2 separate regions of the Homo sapiens genome follow, and region 1 is linked to region 2. Evidence: chromatin contacts called from ENCODE Hi-C or POLR2A ChIA-PET data. All regions are on one chromosome and are shown on one strand. Each heading gives the region's core, a stretch centred on a gene start or an enhancer-like site at or near the end of the contact. The rest is flanking DNA. Distances are from core to core; before and after follow the strand shown.

Region 1 (5,599 bases), core at 2,614-5,113, 520 kb before region 2:
GTCAATCCAAAATATTCTTTCATTGCACTCTGCTCACATTAAAAAGCCTTAGGACCCTTAACTCTAATAATGTGTCTACCGACATTAACCTCTACCCAAATCCTAATGAGGAGTCTAACATTTATTGAGTTCTTACTACACTACCCCATCAAATCAAAGATGCTACTGATTATAAAATACACCATTAGCTATTACAAAACCGGAAACAAAAATTACTACCATTTAAATTATAACATAGGGCTTTGTCGTTAGAATATATATTACATGTTTGTTGAAATAAATGGCTTAAAATTATCCATAGTTTTTTTATCATATGTCACCCCTCTACATACATAAAAAGCAAAATATAAGTGCAACAAATGAAAGCATTCCAAAAATTTCTTTACGTTTAAATTTCAACCCTTTGAATTACTTTTCAAGTCAAAATCATGGAAGTTCTATGTTTTCCTCATTATACTGACCTCTGGGCCATCAAGAGTCTTAATAAAAAAGGGGTCCACTATTGACTCCAGGATTTTCTTCCAAGTCACTAATCTCCATAGACAGCAGATTTTGATGTACAAGTACAGACAATGGCCGCTATGTCATGATTACCACGTAACAGTAATTAGTCAGAAATGTTAAGCATGTGAATCGGTCTCAGAATTGATGACATATGTGAGAGGAACAGCGCCTAACTGATGTCTCCGCAACTGTATGAAGTAGGCATTGTATTACTACAATAATTTTGAAGTCAGGAATTGAGGCATGGAGAGATTAAGCTTCCTGTTGAATGTTACCCAGCTGGCAAGCGGAGGATACAGAGTGTTCCATCTAAGGCAGTCTGACATCTTTAGAGGAGCTGCTCTTAGCAAATACGCTGTATGACTTCTCATAATAACAATTAGATTGGCTTTTTATTATTTATTTGTTTACTTTTTGATGGTGGGGGCATAAGACTTACAAACTCTAAGGGAAGTGCTCAAACACTTAAGTCTTATACAGTTTACATAATGGGCTGTTTATTTTGTTTAAAGCAAACCAAAAGGAAATTGGCTCTAATATTACTACCAGCTCATTTTTGAAACAAGTAGAAAGACCTCAGGGGTTCTTTTTTTTTTGTGATCCTAGAAAGAGATATTGGAAACATTTGCATACAGTCCTATCTTCTGAAAATATTGGGATGTAAGTGCAGTGAACACAGATATATAACATCTATCTATACCTACTAGGACATACATGTGGTAGATCTTAAAACACACTTTTATTGCATTTAGTTTTATATTGGTGTCTATGTTTATACATGAACATGAATGTGAGAAAGGCAAAGAAATCACCACTACTAAACATGGGAGGGCCAAATGTGTGCTTGATCCTCATGGAGCATGAAATAAGACTTAATCTTTGCCCAGAAGGAAAATCTTCCTGAACAAGTATAATGATTGATTTTTTTTTCTTTAGCAGTTCTTTATCTCTTCTCCTTTTTTAAGGACAGTTAGCACAACTGAACAATTACTTGGGAGGTACAATACAAAGCTTTGAGCGTAGCTCTTTATACACTTATCAAATGAGTATAATTTGCTATAATTCTTCCTCCTGATTATATACAGTAGCTATTTCATTCTCTAAATAATATCTTATACTTTTTTTTAGAAGTTGGTTAAATTGCTTAGGAGGAGAATATTAGGCTCAGTTTCTTTGAAGGGTAATATAGTGGGAGTGACTGTATAATTATCTCTAGCGGGCTTTCACCCACCATACAATGTCGTCTACTAGATCTATTGCTTTCCTGTTGAGAACTCCAGTTAATCCTACTAGCTAGCACACAGGAGAATGAGGCAGGCAAATTTTATTTTTAACTAAGGACTGAGAGCATAAGAGAAGGAAATACTAAGATTGATTAAATCTGGTGCATTTGCAATTTTTATTTTAAGCCATTTCAGATATATGTGCTACCCAATAGGTACACTAATTGAGACATTACAGTCCTTTGTGTAGCGTGTCCTATCTGGTACTCTCTGCCTGAGACCAATTGTCCTTTAAGCCACTCCACAGCTGGGCTATTTTATGCCTTGCAATTACTACTCTATTCTGGATGGGGAGTTTTATTTTATTTTAAATTGATGTGGATTTTATTCTCAAAATGCCAAGCATTCCAAATGCTTCATACATACTAAGTTTTTAAAAACAATTCAATGACTTCCAGGAGAGAGAAGTTTAACATAAGCCATTCACCAAAAACATCAGGATTTCTACAATAATTTCTTTCTCCAATATTGCTTAATAGTTTGTCTATGTGCCTTACCTGCAAGACAGAACTCCAGGGTAGGGTCTCAGGCAGTCTTACTCATATGCCTTTGACCAATGACTGCCACAAGGCCTGTCACTTTTACCCTTCTCTGCATCAAATTATGAATAGAGTACACTAATTGCATGCAGAAGTTAGAAATGATATGGTCAAACAATGTTATTCTCCTGAATTAGTGATTAAGGCTATCAGATTGTGACTACTCAAAAAAAAAAAAAGCCATTAAACTGAAGTTGCCATTCATACAAACTGACTACCACTAAAGTAGATTTGAGGTTATCTAGGGTTAGAGTGAGAATGGGAAGCAAATGAGCATGGACTTTTTAAATGTTCTAAAATTAAATTGAGGTAATGATTGCATGACTCTGTAAATAAATTACAAATCACTGAATTGTAAAAAAGCAAAATAAAAACTTTTTGCCAAATATCCCTCTTCACTAACACAGGGACTGTTAGTATTTTCAGTTGTGCCTTTAGTGGCCAATTCATACATTTAGGCTTTGGAGCCAGATGGCCGAGGCTGAAACATGACCTCTGCCACTTAGTGCCTCGATGAGTTACATACAACCTTCTGGGCCACAATTTCCTCTGCTGAAAAATGGGAGAAATGACAGGCTACATCATTGGATTACTAAGAAAAATAAGTGAATTGATTTGTGGAAGTGATACAGTAACTTCTCAATAAATGTTTAGTTACCAATCCATATCTTTTATTTAATTATAATTTTTAATATCAGAAATAATTGGCTATTGCTGCAAAGGGTTAATCTGATGGGGAATTCTACATAAAATTCTTTGTAGATAAGCACTATCCTACACAATACAGATGACATACTTCTAATTTTCATTCACAATCCAGGGCCCCTCCAATTCAAGTATATTCAGATTATCTTTCTAAAGCATGCTTCTCATTTTTTCCTCAAACTTTCAATGCTCCTGTCTTCCCCCCAGACTCCTGTCCCTAGTGCCTGCAACTGCCTACAAGGACAAGGTACAGAACATATAAAGTCATTGCATTGCACCGAATCCAATTGTAAGCGGCTCTCCGAACCCTCACCAATTTATTATTATTATTATTATTATTTGGCTGTTTTCTTTCTCTGTGCCACTTACTCCATTTTCCAGATACTTCAAATTCCTCACTCAGCCAAAAACACCATTCTTTCACGCAAATCTTCCTTTCACAATTGCAATTTCTTCTGCCTAGACTGTGGTCAGCCTTGAAAAACTCCTGTACATCCTTTGTGACCCAACTCGAATGTCACATCCTCTAGCTGACCTCAATCTTCATTGTGACCTCATAATAAGACATATACACCCCTACTGAAGCGTAAGTTCCCCCTCTCCACCCTTCAGGCCCTGCAGCCACTGTCTGCCCACACAGTCCCAAATGTTATCACAATACTAAGCTATTGTGCATTATATGTGATTCACCTCAGAGCCACAGCATATTTTCTTTTCTCTTCCAGAAAAACTTCTTCCTCTCTACTTTCCCCAAGCCACTCACCTCGCAAACTCCTACAAGTTTGTCAGACCTCAGTTTAGTTCAGATCGGATGCATTCAGGGTGTTATGGCAGGAGACAGACATGATCATAGGAAACTTCCTCAGATCTTCCAAGACTAGGTTTGCTTTGTCCCTGAATATGCTTCCAGAGTACCCTCTGCTGACCCTGAGTACTGGTCTATAGCACCAAATGGAAGACTGTCTGTCGATACACATTTTGTGACAGGCTCAGTTTTGTATAACTATTGTCAATCTCCATAACCCTAGCACATAGGAAGTCTCTGGCACATATCAGATGCTCAATATCGGTTGAGTGAATGTATTAATCATCTCCTTTAAAACCAGAGTCAGTGGATTGAAGGGTAAGTATATTATATCTCAAAAAGCTATTATTTAAAAATAAATCTGAATTACCAGTCTATCTTTCTCATTGTAGTTTTACCTCTCAGTTGCTGGACAGAGGTCTTACATGCTTGCATCCCTATCGTGGAGCCTGAAACCTACAAGTTGCTCAATAATGTTTACTGAAATTTCATAAAAATAAAATATTATGCCAGATTCTCAGCCACTGAACTACTTTCTACAAATGACCAATTTATATGAAGCTCCTCAGTAGGTAAATTGATAGTGATATCACAAATCAAGCAGCTGGAAGATTCACTGCTTTCAACATTCACATTTCACAACTAACAATTGGGTCCAGTAAGTGAATTACCCGAGATCGTGCAAATAGGATCACAAAGAATGCCTTCTCCCTAATCAATATCATTAGTGGTATCTAACTTAGAAAGACTGTTGTAATCACAGTAGTCAGATTTAGTGTTATGAGTATGGACTCTGCCAGCAACAAATCACCAAATACAGGTGATGAAAGCTATAGCTAGAAATAAATAGATCACTAGTGGGTTTTTGAAAACATGATCAGATTAAACAGGTGTTGATATGCATGAGAAGAGGAATAAACTCTTGGTTTGATGTAAGTCATTATTTGGCAGTTGTGTAATATCTGATAATCCTTCTAGGCTCTATTTACTCAAAGACCAGGAACTATAAGTATATCTGCTTCATAGGACAGAAGCCAGTGAAATTGGAGACAAATATTTTACATACCACAAATATGGTATTCAGGCAATGATGATAACAGCATCATTCTATAAGACCAACTGTATGACAGGCTTTGTTTTAAGCACTTTAGACACACTTTACACACGGCTTTGACTATAAACTGCATCTTTTTTTTTCCCTACTAACCTACTAACAAAGAACCAACAGGTGTCACTTAATATGTGTTACAATGGTTTCTTACCACATCAATCATAGGATGTGTTTCAATTTTCAAGAAATTAAACTGTGAGAAAGATATTTTATAGGATACAAGTAATAGAGTATAATACATTTAATAGTCCTAACAATCCTATGAGATGGGTCCTATTATCATCCCCATTTTAATGATGTGGAAGTTGAGGCGCAGAGAGGTTAAGGAACTTGTTCAAGGTTACATAAAAGCTTTAATGACGAGAAAAGTTTAACAGAGACTCAAAAAGTTTTACAGCGTCATCTCTCAGAAGCCCATAAAATGCTAAGAATTAGGTTTGTTTCTCTAAATCATACAATTGAACCAGTAAACTTTCCTCACTGAAGGGTATGGTGTCCTGAGATCTAAGAATTCTCATGGCAAAGTATTATGAAAATAAAAGTAGAAAGATAGCAATTTTAAACTCTTCAAGTTTTTATAATTTGCATCCTCTTTGCATTTATATAGCTCAGTTTGTATCAGACCAATTTGCACTCATTTGGATTTTGCTTT
Region 2 (6,031 bases), core at 3,122-5,621:
CATAGCAAGCCCTTTTTGGTTTTGCCCTCAGGACTCTGGTAAACATTTGAATTATGGGAGTTTGACCATTAGGAAACTTCATTTTAGTCTTCTCTGGAAGTTCAGGGAGGAGAAATAAGTTGTGGCTGTTGCAATGCCTTAGATTTAAATACCTTTCACTCTCATTTCTCCAAGCTAAGGGAAGGAAGAAATAGCCTGAGGTTTCTCAACATTAGAAAATCAAAAAGTAATCTGTCTTTGAAAAGGTGTATAGGGATATAGATTACGCTTACTTTCCTAGGTATATTTATGTTAGCTAATATTGAAAGATTGCTAAAGGAGGGGTTTGGGAATCTAAATCCCACTTGAATCTTGGTCTTGATGAATAACCTTGGGCAAGATATTCTTTCTGGGTTTTAGTTTTCTCATTTGCAAATTTCGTTGATTCTTAAGACCTTGGCCAGCTTTAAGTTTCAAGATGTCCGCCTAGATAACAGAGAGAGGCTCTCTAAAAGAAAAAAAAATGTTTATTCAGAAATAGGGTATTTCAATGGGAATACGCATGCCGTAGTATTCTTGGCTACACAGATCAGTAAAAAGGGTGGTGCCAGTTTAAAGATAGACAGGCAGTTACTGGGCAGATTCCTTGCAAAAATATTGTGTGTGTGTGTGTATGTGTGTGTGTGTGTGTGTGTGTGTGTGTAAGATTACATTTATGCAAGATTGTAGTTTTTGCAGTCTTTTGTGATAGTTCTTGTTATCAGGCATTCATGCATGAGAACCGTTTCTTCATGGCCTTTCTTAATTCTATTTTCAGGGTTCTTAACACAAGTGATTCCATTTTGATTCTGACAACATTCACAGCATGTCTAGAAAACACCTGTACTTTGAGTATCATTGCCATGGAAGAAGAAGTAACTTTCTGGATGGAAGTTGGCCTTCATAAAGCCGGGCTATATTTGCAAATTAAGTGCTTCCCTTATTAACATGGTCCAATGGAACAAGCATGGGCCCACGAGTCCAGACAGGGCTGTTTCTCTTTGATCCATGACCCTGGGCAAGTCCTTGACTTCCTTTAAACCTTTTTCTTTTTAATCTCTAAAGTGAGATTAACACCTGCCCATGTTTGCCTCCCAGGACTGTTGCAGAAGACAAAGGATATAGAAATACTTTGTAATACGCAGACATATGAAGTTATGTGTAACTTAGTTTTGCGTGTGTCCTTAACGACTAAGAAAAACGTAAAAACAACATGTAGAACCAGTCACAAGTTCAGTGTGGCTAAAGTGATACTGAAGAAACTAAACTTTCTTTTTCTCAAGGTCGTTTTGCTTTCCTAGTAATAGCCCAGCTTGAAATGGGGCTTTGGGGCTTACTAAGGTGTTCATATGTCCTGGCTTGGCTGGGACAGTCCTATTTGCAGTAGTCATCCTGGTATACTTTTTAATTATAATTTTTTTTTTTTTTTTTTTTTTTTTTGAGATGGAGTCTCACTTCTGTCTTCAGGCTGGAATGCAGTGGCACAATCTGGGCTCACTGCAACCTCTGCCTCCAGGTTTCAAGTGATTCTCCTGTGTCAGCCTCCCAAGTAGCTGGGATTACAGGCGTGTGCCTCCACGCCCAGCTAATTTTTGTATTTTTGGTAGAGATGCGGTTTCACCATGTTGGCCAGGATGGTCTCGATCTCTTGATTTCGTGATCCACCTGCCTCGGCCTCCCAAAGTGCTGGGATTACAGGTGTGAGCCACCGCTCCTGGCCTCATATTTTCATTCTTAAAAGTGTCCCTGTTTTGACAGTAAATTTCGTGGCCACCCCTAAACTTAAATACCATTCTGTTTCACCTTTTCATTATACATAATGGGGAATAGAGGCTCAGTGAAGAGAAACAACTTCCCAAATTCACTCAGCCTGCCCAGAGCCTGCAAGTGGAAAATCCCTTCTCTTTGTACCTAGGAAGGAAGGGGAAGAGAATACAGGGTGACAGAATGGTTCCCTTTGTCTGCTCTCCAGCGTCTTGAAGCAAATCTAATAGGAGTGCCCTAACTCCTCTCGATTTCCTGGAAAGTGATCAGCAATAGTATGGTTGCCAGTGGCCATGAGGGAGCTAGGGTTTGGAGCAAACATTACAGGAAGCTGGAGAGGGAAGCTTTTTCTCTTCTGTACCCAGAAGAACAGCCCAAAGGGAGGAACACTGCCTATGATTAACTAGCTCTTATTTAGGCACAGTATTTTTTTGGTTGATGTCATAACGTACCTTCACTTTCATGGTCTCAGTTGATCTAATTCTTACTGTCTTTGGAAAAGAATGTGAAGGTATCATCGTTCCCATTTTGTAGTGGAGAAAATCGAGGCCGATAAAGACTTGCTTTAAGTTTCACAGTAAGTATCAGAGTTGGTACTAGAGCTTCATCTCCTATGTCCTTGCCCAGTATTACTTAGGCTTCATTTTGCTTCCTGAACAGTCTGCCCTTAGGCATCTAACACAGAAATCTCATTATAATAAAGTATTTTTAGTATTCATGTAACTTAAGCCTTTTGGATGGAGCCCAAGGCAGAACCATCTTATATCCTGAATTTGGCTCTGTGGCAAATAGTGTTAGAACATGGTTCATGATCAACTATGGGTTTCGCTTTACAAACATATCTCTGAAAAACTTCCCTATGTGGACGGAGAACAGGCTAATTTATCTTGGGATAGGAGATTTCTCTTTGAAACAGTTGCTGGGATCCTGGAGAATAGAGGGACAGTCTTACTATAGTACTTAACCGTGCTGAGCTTGCAAATCCCTAACCTGATATTTTTGCAGAATCTCCAATTCAGAAAGATTTGTTTTGGCAGAGACTGAAATTCTTTATTTGGAACTTGAGGTATCCCTGACCCATAAGCATTCGGCTTGACAGATACGCAGTTGCATCCGTCATCACTCTGCCCTAAGCAGGGCAATGGCTGTGGTGAGCAAGAGTAGGGGATCCCGGGTATGGTCTTGAGTTTGTGGCTAACACATGAGATGTGGGGAAAGCTGCTTTTCTTTTAGGGGGCTCAGTTGTTTCAACTGTCATATGTTGAGACAGCATTAATCAGTGGGCTTCAAACTTTTAAAGCCACCAGATTTTTCCCCCCAGAATGCTGTGGGAACCTAGCATGAATAAATAGTAAAAGTGGGACTCACAGCTTCTCCATTTAGCCACTGTATGTCTGTAGGGCCTCTGTGGACTCTAGTATGGCAACATTCGGATACATACCTTTTAGCCCCCAACACTGGGATTCTAAAGATGAGTAATGGCTTAGTGATAGATGTTAACCTCCTGAGGGGTTGCAGTGAGCCTGGAATTCTGGATACAGAACTGGTCAGACAGGGAAAAGGGCTGTAACAGTGTGACAAACAGTAGAATTAGAGTGGAGGGTAGCAAGATAAAGTTTTACATTTCATGGGTTAACAGCACTTTATAGTTTACAAGTATTTGCACTATAGTTGTCTCTTTTGAACTTACGCAACACTGTGTGCTCAGGCATTTGTGCAGCAATCTTTTGTGAAGCTGGATTATGTGCCTGGTACTGTGGGTTGAGCTCATGGACATAAAGAAAGAGGAGAGCATGTGAGCCTGGAGGAGCTCATCATCTTATAGAGGAAACAGGCAGGTAAAGAAATCATTGCAATTGCAAAACAGAAAAGCTGTAAGAGAGGTGCAAACAAATGTTGAGCAGCGAAGTGAAAGCAATGATTCCTTTTTCCTGGGGAGGGGAGGAAGGCATACCTACCGTGGGGCCTGCAGGATGAGTGACCTAGGCAGATAAATACCTAGGTAGAGAAAAACACGTGCACGAAGCAGTGGAGGCCTGTGTGAGCAAGGTGCGTTTGGGGGAAACAGGAAGAGCTAGGGGAAATCTGGCCTTCAAGGTATGGAAAGGCAGTTAAACAGTGAAGTTAACCTGCAGCTTAACTGGGAAGGACTTTGAATACAATGCAAAGAATTTGGACCCCATGGCCATTAGAGCCCCATCTTCCAGATGAGGAAAAGGGCCTTCCCTTCGCACAGGGACAGCCGAAACTGTGACTCCCACGTTCCTTTTGCTACCCTGTGCTGCCTCCAGCAGGCCTGAACCGAGGCAGGCCCTGCGTGGGAGAGGCCTCTGGGCTGTTTATCCTGCGCCAGTGGGGCTAGCTCTGGCAGGGAGTGGAAGTAGGTGAGGTGGGGGCTGTGGAGGAGAGGAGGAGCCTGACAACAAGGGCTACATTCAAGGCCTGCACTGGAGCTGACGAGGAGAATGGAAAGCTACAGTCTGTTGGAGCCATCCAGCCTTGGCAAAGCGGTCGGGGCCTTATAAGGAAATGTTGTTCTCTCCCAGCCGGTGGGGCTGGGATGGAGCCCTGTGCCCACAGGACAGAGCTGCCCTTGTGGTGGTAGGCTGGGGGTGCCACCCGCCCCTCTGCTGTGAGCAGGAGCTGTCAATGGGCCACTTCTGCAGGCTCAGCATTCCCTCTCAGCCCCAGTGTGCGTGTAGCCCCCACCCCTCCACCCCCTCCCACTCCCCATTGCCTTGGGCTGATTGGAGGAAAGGAAAAAAACAAAACAAAACAAAGACTTGGCAAAGTCCCAGGCCTCATTGCTGTTTGATGCCGAATTATTCGGAAAATAGGCTCAGGTCAAATTCTCTCTTTTTCCTGAAGAATGCATGAATAAGGGGATTGCTCTTTGTCCTCCTTCCCTGCCTGGCGCCCGCATCTCTTTTCCTTGTGATCACGAAACTCCCAGCACCCCACACGGCCCAGTGCAGAAAGCAAGAAGCTGAGATGAGTGGGCGGGGGAAGCCTTGTGCTGGTGCCTTTTCCACCTCCCAAGGGTAGAGCAGCAGCCACCGGAATACTCATAGGAGAAGGGTGACTCTCGGACTCCTTACCTGTGCCGGGCAGACCAGAGGGCCAGGGAGAGAGAGATGGGCACAGGGTAAAAACACAGCCTGCCCAGAAAGCAACAGAAAGTGCTCCTTGGGGTGGGCGCGGTGGCTCACGCCTGTAATCCCAGCACTTTGGGAGTCCAAGGAGGGTGGATCACGAGGTCAGGAGTTGGAGACCAGTCTGACCAACATGGTGAAACCCCGTCTCTACTAAAAATACAAAAATTAGTTGGGCGTAGTAGTGTGTGCCTGTAATCCCAGCTACTCAGGAGGCTGAGGCAGGAGAATTGCTTGAACTCGGGAGGCAGAGGTTGCAGTGAGCCCAGATCGCGCCACTGCACTCCAGCCTGGGTGACAGAGCAACAATCTGTCTAAAAAAAAAAAAAAAAAGTGCTCCTTGGGAAAGGACAGTAAGCATTAGTCAGCTCCTGGAAGGAGGGCTTTTCTACAGGGAGTGAGGAGAGATGATTTAAAGCACTGATCCCTAGCAGATCTTTCTGAACTCAAGATTGGGGATAGGAGCAGAAAAGATGCTTAGTGTGGCCTTTTGCTTTGGCTATTCATAGACCCCGTGCATGAAACCCTGGAGCTACAAGGAAGCAGGTTGGCCAGTGCAGCTCCTCACCTAAAGCTGAAATATTTTTACAGCAAGCTTGGCAGACCTTCAGCTAACCAGTGCTCCTCTAGTCATCATGGACTTAGTTCCTCAAGTTAGTCTGTCCCAAACATACAGCTCAACCCAACAAGGAGAAGTAAGTCATGGAAAGCAAGAGGAAACTTCCGTTTCCAAGGAGTTTACCATCCAGAGCAAAGCTACAAGGAGCACACAATAATCCAAACACAAAGAAGAAAGTTATGGCCAGGTGTGGTGGCTCACGACTGTAATCCCAGCACTTTGGGGGGCTGAGGTGGGTGGATCACCTGAGGTCAGGAGTTTGAGACCAGCCTAGCCAACATGGTGAAAACCTGTCTCTACTAAAAATACAAAAATTAGCCAGGCGTGGTGGCGGGCACCTGTACTCCCAGCTACTCAGGAGGCTGAGGCAGGAGAATTGCCTGAACCTGGGAGGCAGAGGTTGTAGTGAGCTGAGATTGTGCCACTGTGCTCCAGCCTGGGGGAGAGAGTGAGACTTTGTCAAAAAAAAGGAAAGAAA

Evidence for each region. Hi-C counts contacts between places; a loop is a spot of excess contacts on that map. ChIA-PET counts read pairs that join two places held with the same protein, here RNA polymerase II (POLR2A). Pooled maps may share reads with other maps.
Region 1: a map of sigmoid colon shows a loop between it and region 2 (2.2-fold over the local background). The contact joins the promoter of LPP-AS1 here to the enhancer-like site in region 2. A Hi-C loop is called at or near these places in 3 of 168 maps with a recorded cell type or tissue (adrenal gland, aorta and sigmoid colon) and 7 of 50 pooled maps. POLR2A ChIA-PET finds 5 or more read pairs at or near these places in 1 of 52 experiments (OCI-LY7).

The regions. Positions count from the first base shown.
Region 1 is chr3:188,566,930-188,572,528 of GRCh38, reverse strand. LPP-AS1 (LPP antisense RNA 1) reads left to right here and starts at 3,863. Exons shown (of 2, transcript NR_046623.1): 1 at 3,863-4,154. The region is part of intron 6 of LPP (LIM domain containing preferred translocation partner in lipoma); the gene reads right to left.
Region 2 is chr3:188,050,636-188,056,666 of GRCh38, reverse strand. No RefSeq gene overlaps it. Among named protein-coding and RNA genes, the nearest start is that of LINC01991, 77 kb to the right of the region's middle. RefSeq lists an enhancer at 3,500-4,472. Within about 2 kb of position 4,371, at least 21 of the 41 ENCODE cell types and tissues checked have a DNase peak (open chromatin) inside an H3K27ac peak, as active enhancers do; they include adrenal gland and sigmoid colon, where a contact is called at or near this core.